2 separate regions of the Homo sapiens genome follow, and region 1 is linked to region 2. The links are chromatin loops, found by intact Hi-C in ENCODE. Cell type or tissue: CD14-positive monocyte. All regions are shown on one strand. Links, peaks and the distances in the headings refer to the core of each region. The heading gives the core; the rest is flanking DNA.

The links. Peaks named below come from ENCODE experiments on the same cell type or tissue, not always from the same donor. Only the 100,000 strongest peaks of a DNase experiment are listed, where the experiment ranks them.
Region 1: it touches region 2 in a loop (5-fold over the local background); 1 of 110 quality-filtered maps calls a loop at or near these places.

What each region holds. Positions count from the first base shown.
Region 1 is chr16:72,199,619-72,204,991 of GRCh38, reverse strand. LOC105371341 (a long non-coding RNA gene) reads right to left here and starts at 1,331. Exons shown (of 3, transcript XR_933729.4): 1 at 1,222-1,331. It also overlaps a transcript of PMFBP1 not described here. RefSeq lists enhancers at 1,390-1,459, 1,490-1,559. In CD14-positive monocyte, for the core only: no CTCF peak of the experiment used is centred there; DNase peaks (open chromatin) are centred at 911, 1,411, 2,371 and 2,801; H3K4me3 peaks cover 1,552 bases; H3K27ac peaks cover 3,921 bases.
Region 2 is chr16:73,061,294-73,066,666 of GRCh38, reverse strand. It overlaps a transcript of ZFHX3 not described here. Among named protein-coding and RNA genes, the nearest start is that of ZFHX3, 16 kb to the right of the region's middle. RefSeq lists an enhancer at 1,594-2,215. In CD14-positive monocyte, for the core only: no CTCF peak of the experiment used is centred there; DNase peaks (open chromatin) are centred at 646, 1,796 and 2,356; H3K4me3 peaks cover 4,079 bases; H3K27ac peaks cover 705 bases; H3K27me3 peaks cover 5,000 bases.

The DNA.
Region 1 (5,373 bases), core at 306-5,305, 860 kb after region 2:
TGATTTGATGGCGCACTCTCCAATATGGCAGCCAGTAACCACAGTGGCTGCTTGGATTTAAATTAATTCAAATTAAATAAAATTTAAAATTCCATTCCTCAGTCACACTAGCCACATTTCAAATGCTCAATAGTCACCCGTGGCTAGGGCTACCTCACTGGACAGATAGAACATCTTCATCATCACAGAAAGTTTTGTTGGGTGGTGCTGGTACTCCAGTGCCATCATTTAAACTGGCATGAGTTCTTTGAAGGGCCCCCAAAATCCACGTGGAGGAAAATAAAAAATGGTATATCAAGTACTAGCCAGGGAGCACAGCTACCTGTACATCCTTCCCTCTGCTCATTCATTCGTTCAGGAATGTCATCGTGTACCTGAATACACAAGGCACACCAGGGTTGACATACTCAGGACCTGCCAAAATGATCCAGACTGTGCTCCTGCTCTTAAAGGACTGCCCATTTGGTTCAGGGGATAAATGTGCACAATGGCCAGGTGTGGTGGCTCACGCCTGTAATCCCAGCACTTTGGGAGGCCAACGCAGGCAGATTGCTCGAGCCCAGGAGTTTTGAGACCAGTCTGGGCAACATAGTAAAACCCTATCTCCACAAAAAACTAGCAACGTGCGGTGGTGCACGCCCCATCTCTAAAAATAAAGTAAAAGTATTCCCAGCAGCTCAAAAGGCTGAGGCAGAGGAATCACTTGAGCCCACGATGTTGAGGCCGCAGTGAGCCAAGATCCTGCCACTGCACTCCAGCCTGGGCAACAGAGCAAGACCCTGTCTCAAAAAAAAAAAAAAATGCGCATGAGTAACAATAACACAAGAAGAAAGTGATCATTTCACCATAAGAGAAGTATGCTGAGTGCTCACAGAGTTCAGACAAGAAAAATCTGCTTCCAGCTTGGGAAAAGGAGTAGCTTTCAAAGGAGAAACGTAGACGTGGAAGAAAAACTATCCCAAGCAGCGGGAAGGACATGAGCGTGGCACAGAGGCAGACAGGGTCCTCCCTGGCAGAATGGTGGCTCTCCTCCCTGGGAACATCCAGCCTGAGGCTGAGGTAGGACCCCTGCTGACTGACTGATTACCTCAGTGCACCCTGCTCAGCAGTGGGGGATTAATGTCCTAGCCCAATTGCCCTCTGTTTTGATTAAGGGTCAGTCGTAAGGAAGTCATAGGGAATTCACTCTAGCAAGTGAAAGAAGGGTATTAAATGACTTACAAAATTACCAGGAGAGCTGAAGAAACAGACACTAGATTGAGCTTTCAGGAGTGGCTTGAACACCAGGGCACCAAGGAAACTGCTGCCTCGTTGGTGATCAGGAAGCCACCAAGATCAGGAAGTGATATAATTAGAAAGTGGCCACCATCCGTACTTGCCACAGAAAACCCTGACACAACCATGATGGTGCTGCCGGAGAAACAGCAGCCCCAGAAAACATGAGCTCTGACTCACTTCCCCTTCCACATTTCATCTGGGCACGTCTGACTGGCAGAACTTAAATCACATCCAGAGACCCAGGGACAAACGCATCTGAAAAATAGAAAAGAACGTGGAAAACAATGGTTGCTAGTTTTCCAGACTCCAAAGTATAGGAAGGAACATTGGAAAGTTGGAAATCCATTTCACCTCCAACCTACCACACCCTCTTACCCACCAGTGGTGGGGGATTAAGTGACCAGACATGCTCCAGGGTGTTTAGAGCAACTTTCAAAGGTGAGAACCTGAGATATTTTCTGCTAAAAGCAGAAATCAGGAGACAGCACTCATATAAGTGCACTAACAAGAAAGAAAAGTGGAAAATATTTGAAGGAGACTGGGTGCCATTTATAAACCAAAGATTCCAGAACTGGGCAACCTCTTTGTTTCAATGCAGCCACTGTGATTCCTAGCTTTTTGCAAAGAACTGCAAGAATCAGCAGGGTTTTACAACACCCTAGCCAGCCACACACTGTAGGACTGAGGGAGGCCACAGGTAGGGTGAATTTCCAAGTCTGAAAAATACCAGGGAAGCCAAAGAAACAGACACTAGGTTGAGCTTGCAGGAGTGACTCTGAACGTCGGCACCCAGCTCTTGGTTTTGTTTGTCATATCAGTCCCTGCTGAGGAAAGCAAACAGCAGGTAACTGTAGAACACACCTGTCTATAGCAGCTGTTTGATGTTAGTAGGCTTTGATTGTCAACCGAGCAATTTGCTTAGGATTTGGAAACAAAGGAAGGAGATTGTCAAAAGCCCGAGGAGCAGGTGACATGCAGCATGCCTGTGTGCTCCCAGCAGTCAGGAGGAGGATGCGTGAGTGAGAGATTGGCACCAGAGCTAGTGCAGTTTGGGGAAGTGACAGCCTCCTACGGGGCAATAATGGGAACTCTGCAATAATGTGCCAACTTCCTATCCCAATGAAGTGTTGATGTCAGCAGAGACCACACTACAGGCAAACTAGTCTAACCAGTGTCGGGGTGGGACCTAGGGAGGAAAATTGCTCAATTCTTAGTATGGTTAGAGAAAAACGTCAGGGCCAGGCTCAGTGGCTCACGCCTGTAATCCCAGCACTTTGGGAGGCCAAGGAGGAAGGATGGCTTGAGCCCAGGAGTTCACGACCAGCCTGGGCAACATAGCAAGATCCCATCTCTAAAAATAAAATAAAATTTTAAAAAGAGATACATCAGTGAAGAGTCCATGAAGGATGCCAGCTGGAATGATTTATAGGTGATAGTGACTAATCTAGAGTCTACTGTGACTGAGAAGTGAATCAACCCTGCTGACTCTTGCAGTTCTTCAGACACTGAGGAGTGTCTAAACCCACCTGTCCTTTAAGATCCAGCTCCAGTCCCAAGTCGACTCATTCACTCACTGATTCATTCATTCAAGGGTTTCTACTCAGCACCTTTTGTGTACAAGATATACAATGAACCATGCTAGTCATGGTGTCCACAGGGAGATGAATAAAAGTAATTTCTCTCTAATATGATGATAGGACATGAATAAATAACTCTATTACAAGGTAGCAAGTGAAATAAAGTAATGTGAAAATTCCAGGATGGGACAGTTACTTCAGTTTGGTGGAGGAAAATGAGAAGGATCTGGGAGGCCTTCCTGGAGGAGGAAGTGGTCTTGGTGAAGGCCTCGTGGAATTTGTTGTCTTTCAATATATCTGATCTTTTCATTTATATCTGACTTCAATAATGAGCTTTGAAAGTATTTTTTAATAAATCAAGGTAATGTATATAAAGAAAGGTGTTTAACCGTATAGTGGGTAATTAATCAATATTAGCCCTTTTCTGGGATGGAAATGGGCCCAGAGGGAAAGGTAAATGTTGTGATTGAATATAAGTGGGAAATGCACTGCAATGCCTTGATCTGCTTCAATGTTAAAGGATTGTGATTGGCAGCTTTGCTGGAGTTCTTTGTTATTTGTTTTGGAGCCAGGCCCTTCTGTAACCTGGGAAAGTGTTCCCCATCGTATTCTGGAGAATTACTCTGAGCATCTCTGTTTGTTTCTAACTATGATATTCAGAGGAGGCATACAGGATTTTAACTGAATTGAAAACAAGATGTAATGTGGGAAGTACTGGAGATATAGTAACTGTTGGGAATGAGGAAAATGTATGATGAAAATGTGGACATAGTTCCTGTAACTTTTGCACCTCTCAAACTCCAATTGAAATTTAAATCCAAAATGCATTATTCTGAGGATAATTGTTCAGCATAAAATTATGAACTCAAATTAGTATCTCATCACCCTTTCAAAGGAAAGCCTGAGAACCAAGGACATAGAACCAAATTTTAGCTTTCCCATCAGACCCCTCCAGGTCACTGTTAAAGTATTGCTGGGGGAGGGGGGAAGAGCTGGGAAAGCAATGGTGTGGTCACACATTATGCATCTGCACCAGTCTTGAGAGCTCTGCAAATCTGTCCTATAGGTGGTGTGGGAACAAGGAGTTATTCAGGCTGCGAAACAATAAATGGGGAAACATTAAGTGGACAGTTGTCCAGGCAGAGAGTCATAACCAGGCTAAAGCACCCAGGGACCCCCCACGGCCAGGTCCCTATGGATGTCACCAGCAGCATACACAGCAGGCAACTCCCTTTCTCCCCTGGCAGCACTGGACCAGGTGTCCTAAGATCTAGATCCTGTCCTTACTCTGTGTGATTCTATTCTAGCCCCAACCTTTCTAGATCCAAATTTTCTCATCTTTAAAATGCACCCACCTACATCACAGGGTTGCCATGCAGTTGAAATAAGGTAATAGTTATGAAAGTACTTTGAAAAGCTGTAAGAATTGTAATAATGTTATTCCTTGACTATAGATTAACGAACATAATAAAATTGCTATTGCAGATATTAGCATAATAGCACAGATTGTCCTTCCCTTTAATGCAATTCATCAGGAATAAAATGCTTCTGCTTTTTCCTGACGTTCTCTCACCATCTTTCCTCTGTAGGAGGCTATGAGGCTCACTGGTCTCCAGAAATGTACCTCTGTGTGCGGGAATGTTCCAGAAGGCCACACTGTCTACAGGGCCATTGCTTCACTGCAGATTAGATGTCCTCCCAGAACCTTCCAGGGCACTAATTGCCTAAACAGCTCTGGTAAGAAGATCAGCAAGTATTTTAGACTAGTAAGTGTGGAAATTCTGCTCTAGTATAAATCAAACCAATTTTGATTAGAAAATATAATCTGTTTCATGAACAGCTGGACAGTTTACTCTGCCAGTTAAAGGATAGTACTTCCCCCATCCTAGCCAGAGGGAGCTTGCGCTGGGTTGAAGTCCCTGATAGGAGTCAGAGGACTGGCTCTACCTGAGGTCACCCTGCTCCTCTGCTCTGTGGACAAGTGACAGTGGAGTGAGCCTGTTTGGCAAAGGCCCCTCAGAGGCTCCATCCCAGCAGGGCGGGCACAGAGCCTTGTGTGCTACCAACAGCTTGCCATGTAGTTTTCTCCCTCCAGATCCAAATGTCACACTCAAACTGCTGATATAAAATTCACTGCATCGCTTCCCTTCATTTCCTCTCGGGCTGCTTTTCACTCACAGGCTCCATGAAGATTTCCATAGTTACTAAGCTCTCTATGTAGAGTCAGCTCTGACAACCAGCAGCCCCATCCTAATTCCACGCTGCCATTCCCTCTCTTCTTGACTTCTCTCCATGTTTCCTATTCCAGTGCAGCATTAGAACAATGGCTTGGAACTAGCTGAGTAAGTGATTTGCAACTACATTCCCCCCTCTATCACTAGAGGGACCGACCTGCTAAAGGAAGTCACTGCAGAAACTACCTTTTTTTTTTCTGAAAAGCCCTTTCCAATAATCTCCCTACACTTTTTTTTTTTTTTTTTTTTGAGACGGAGTCTTGCTCTGTCTTCCAGGCTGGAGT
Region 2 (5,373 bases), core at 67-5,066:
CCTCGTGGCTTTTCTGGGCATCCGCAGGGGCATAATGGGGTGATCGAATTGCTCCGCCCGGGCCTGTTTCCCCGCCCATCCGAGGGGCCGTTGGGCCATGCCCTACGTGCACCTGTGAGGGGCGCCTGGGTCCCAGTGCGGCGACTCTGCACTGGCCTAAGCGCCTCAGCCGGTGTCTCCGGGGAGCCGGAGGGCCCGAGGCTTCCTCCCGGGAGTCCAGAGCCCGCAGGAAAAAAAAGGGTCCCGAAATGGAGATGGGTGTGCCGGGCATTAGGGACGCGCACGCTGGCTCCGTGAACTGGGATCAGCATCTCGGGGCAACTGTCGAATTCTCAATGATAAGGTTTTGGGAACGAGAGGCGGGGAGGGAAGGGGCCTGCGCTATACAACATCCAGCGCAGAGGGACGGAAGAGCAGACACGAGAAGGGCGCGTCTCACGCCCGGGCCTGAGGAAACTGGCGTCGAATGTCCCTGCAGCCCGCTGAGCTCTGGAATTAAACAGGGAGGCGGCTGAGAGGGCGCGCCCCGAGTCCACAGGGGACCAGTGCCCTGCCCGCAGCCTTGACACAGGCTGGGCCCTAGGCCACCCCACGGGTAGCCCGGCTAGCCAGAGCCCCAGTCAGTGCGCTCCAGGCCCAGTGTGCGCCGGACTCCTGCCGGCCGTGGGGCCACGCCCTGCCCTGCACTCACCAGCCTTAACCAAGTACGGGCTCCAAATTTCGTGTCATGAGCGCACGGGAAGATCGGATTCGCATTTTTCTCTATTTCTGAGAATGGGAAACCAACGAATCGGAAATTTTTTGCCTTGGAAAAATATCTGTTCGATGTCGTTTGTTGCTTAAATTGTCTTTGGAATTTTTTTTCAACTTTATTTGAAAAAGAGAAAGTTGATGCGCTCCCCAAACCCTGTTTCTCTTTAAACCGTCCCTTTAGACGTGCAGCCGGTTATCGCAGATGTTTTCTGGGGCGAAGAGAGCAAAATGGAATGGGAGGGAGGACGAGGACTGGGAATCTCTCATTTTAAATCCCATTACTGGCTTTGGGGAGACACACACACGCACACACACACACACACACACACACACACACACACACACACCAGGAAAAGCTAGTTCGTCCCCCACTGATTTCCTTCATTTCAAAGATTTCCCTCGCCCCCTTAAATCACAAAATTATGGCGCTAGGTATTCCTCAAGAAAAAAAAAAACCCTCACGTTTATTCAGAATATGTACACGGCATAGGTTCCTTTTTACATTTCTCAGCAAAAAATAAAAGGGATGGGGGTGGTGGGTAAGAGGCACTCAATTCCCTGGCCATTAAATAAGCCATGCCTGCAAGAAATGCAAGCATGGGGTGGGGTGGGGGGATTGTTCAGCCGCGCATCCCTCCGTTATCGCACGCCTGCGTGTCTGCGTGTCAACAATGCACGTGCCACCGTGGGCACCGTCTCCCGGCGCTGGCCCAGGAGGGCTATGTGCAGATGGGAGCCAGGTCTCAGTTGCCCACTCACAGCCCTGCTCCCAAGCCCGCCGCCCGCCCATCGCAGGGTTTCCTTTTTTCCTGGCTCCGGCTGGCAAGCAAGAAGTCTCTACCATTCCCCCAAGTTATGCCCTTGGAAATCCCTAAAGCGAACACAGCCCGACCGAGGGTCTCTTGCCCTCAAGTTGTTCACTTTGTTGCGCTGTGATGAAGTTAGTTCTCTCTCTTCTTCACTCGCCCCAGGCTTTACATGTGGTGCAAACTTCTAGTACCTACCAGGTCACCAAAAGGGAAGTCAGGCGCTAGCCAGCGGTGCAGGCGGTGTGGAACCCGGGAGAGCCACCGGCTCCGCGCCTCCTGCCCCAAGGTTGGATTTCAGATTTCCATTGCAAAGAAGCTGAGGAAACTGGGAATCTGACTCAAACCCTGGAACTGACTAATTGCCCTGCATTTTCACAATGCGCCATGTATTCAAAATGAAGGGCAGGCTTTATCATTTGGAACTCTTTCAAGGATCCGGGCGCTCCAAGTTTGGGGCTCATTCTTTAAAGGTTTTACTTCTGAGAAACAGGAAAAAAGAAAGAATGAAACATACCCACAATCCATGTACTGGAGATGACACTCAAGAGTAGGTTGTGGTCTCTTTTGAATCGGGAGTTCAAAAGAAAAAAAAAAAAGGCTTGTTCCCTCCCCCTTGCCCCAGGGATGAAACCTCTCTAGATTTGAGCGGCCAATTTGGTTTGATTTCCGCGGTTTGGAGGCTCTGGCAGGGTTAGGGGCGGCAGGGCTCAGAAGACAGACCTCAGCTGCCTTCTAGACCAGCTGGTCTGCTCTTGGCCCTGGAAGCAGAAGCTAAAATCGGGGTGATTCACCCTCACCCTGGTAGCTGGAGTGAGAGTCAGGGGAGGGCGTCGCGGAACCTCCCTGGCCGCGCCCCACACTCCCTGTCCGTGTACTTCCCGGCTCATCTCCTTATCTTCTCACCGCACCCCCCACCTGCCTCCTGCCCCCCAGGGATCTAGTTCCCTTTTCTCTCTGTCATTTCGAGCCAGTTTTCTTTTCCCACCAAAAAACTCCTTTTTCTTGGAGTAACTTTCCGAAAGAGCTGTCGTCCTAAATGCCATCCTCGTGGAGTTGGATTTGGGAAGCTCGTTCTCAATTAAAGCGCCTTTTGTGGGCACGGTGCGCATCCCTACAGCCCCCAGAACGTCACCTGGGCGCGGGGACCCTCAACCTGGCGGGCCGGACACTGAACCATAACAAAAGGGGACTTCAGACCCTCTGCTCTTTTCCAGTGAAAAAACCCTAGAAACACATCTGAATTTGGTTTTTGGTTACCTTTCAGGTGTAAAAATTTATTTTGACCAAAGTATTCCCCAGTCCGCCTGAGTTGGGGGAAAGCAAGATCCTGAGAAAGAATACAGGCACAAAGCAAGAAGCTGCATGTAGTGGGCACCACTGTGTACATCCCCTCACGACTGTGGGGACTGTGACAGGAGTCTGAGGGTCTAGCACCAACATTCAAACGGCCTAGTCCTGCCAGGGGGACCCCTGGTTTTCGTAAACGGGGAGGGGGGGTGATTTTTACTCAGACTCAGCTACTCACTGTCTGGCGCATTGAGAGCAAACTTTTGAGATCTGGTGGTTGAGGCTCAGGGCACAGTGGCTTAACCTTAGGGCAGAGCCTTGGATGGAGCGATTCCGGACGCTCAGAAGAAGCGCACCCCGCATCTCTACCAGAAAAGGGAACTGTCCGATTTGTCTGGGGGTCAGGGAGTGGACCGGGGCGATGGGGGTGTCGGATGGATGGAGCCCACGTGCTGCGCCTGGCTGCCACTCTCTAGTTTCTCCCTCCCTATCTCATCTTCTGCCATTTCCAGAGGCAGGAGAAAGGTGATCTCGGACTTGACCCCTAAATCACAGCTGCCGGTGGCTGCACCTCGCTCCAGGATGAGAGCAGCCCCTTCCCCGGGCTCGGGCAGCTTAACCCTTTCCTCCCCGCGCGCGCAGAGGCCGCCGGTGGCGGCGCCTCTGACCCCGGCACTGCGAGCAGCCCGCCTCCTCCGCGCGGCACCTTGGATCCCGTGCAGAGACCACAAAAGGACGAGGCTGCCGGGCGCTGCAAGCCTGGGGCACGGGCCGGCTGGCCCGGAGCGCTGCCGAGGAGCCCGAAGAAGAGCCGGAGTTAGCGGAACGAAGAGGGATGTTTAGATCATGTTAACTACCCAGACAGATGCACTTCGGCATGTCTGCATTTATGGAATCCATATGTTGTGGCAAATGAAAGGACTGCAACACGTACATACAATAGACTTAGAATAACAATACACATTCGAAAAGGGACTCGCACATTCTTCACCCTCCAACCCCTTCCTTAGATCTAGCTCTGGAGTTGTACGGAGAGGCGTCCTTTCAACCTCTCCTGCCTCCACACGGGGTTTTCTTTTTTCTTCCTTTTTTTTTTTTGCTTCTGTGTCCCCAATCTCCCTGCAGAAGAAAACCCAGGGCCCAGAGCTAGGCTTTTTCCAAGTGAGATCTCCTAAGACCCCTTCATCCTCCTTGCCCCTTAAGATGGCCCATTGCCTCTTTAGCCTTTGGACCAAATAATAGCTGCTCACATTGCAACCCCATATTCTGATAATTGCAGGGAAGCAGATTCTTACTCAAATTCACCATTCACATCTTCATCATTAAATCAACCTTTTTATGTTATATTTGCAAAGAAGTGGCTTCAAACAGATCTGGAAACACAAGCCCCCAGTGAGCGAGCACTCACACAGCTCTGCCCAGTACCTGAATTTATGTACACCTTGTATATCTGTGTGCACAGATATATTCACATACTCACACAAATGCAAAGACATCTGAAGTCATTCAAATGTATATTTATGTACCCCTTTATGCATATATTTTTGTGTTTTTATATCTATATCCATTTGAGTGAGAGCTAGAGAAATGTACACAGCAATGCAATATTTAGCCTACATTCCACTTTCCCTCCTAATGTAAATGTCTTAAAAACAGGTTGGTCTAAAATTTTCTGCCCTCTTGCCAGCTAAATGAAAGATTTAGATTCTGAATTTCTTGTTTCCTTTTTTTTTTCTCATTTTGTACGTAAAATAATCCATATAGATGCTGGATTATCGTCTAAGCATTATTCAATCATACAAGCTTGGTACCTCTCCTCCTTATAACGAATTCACTCAGTAAAATTAGCATAAGTATTTACCAGATTAAGCTGACATTTTCCTATATTGTAACATGAAATACATTTATATCCAGAATTTCCTCCAAATAGCTTATACTAAAGGAAATACTGACTTCCTCCGCACCGTTTTATATAAGAAACAAGCTGCAAGTTCACTTCTAGTACTATTTACATTTTAAAAGAAAATAAATACATAGTATTTAAGTGATTTTTCAAGATCTACAAAGAGGAATTTAATTCTACCACATCTTTAAAAAAATAAACAGCTTTATGAAGATTCGTGAAGACAGATAAAAAGGAAGTGAATATATTCCTGAGGGTCTGAACAATTTTCCTTACCTGATGTATTATGGAAAAATTCAGAATTTACCAGTCTTCCTTCAGTCAGCTACATTTTACACTGACCTGCCCTTTGGACTGAAAGGGAAAAAAAAAAGATTAACTGTTGCCATTGAAAAATTTAAAATAATAATCAGAAACCGGACAAACTGAAGGTAAAAATATACAATGGCTACAATAAAGATAAATATTTATTTAATCACAGTAGAGGTTGTGTTTGGACTGTAGGAATGTTTCATCCTTCCCTTAAAAAAAAAAAAAAAAAAAGGCAAGAAAGAAAAAAGCTAGAATCTTTGCAGGCTCCTAGAGAGTTCCCCATTGTCCAGGGCTATCGAGAGCCCAGAA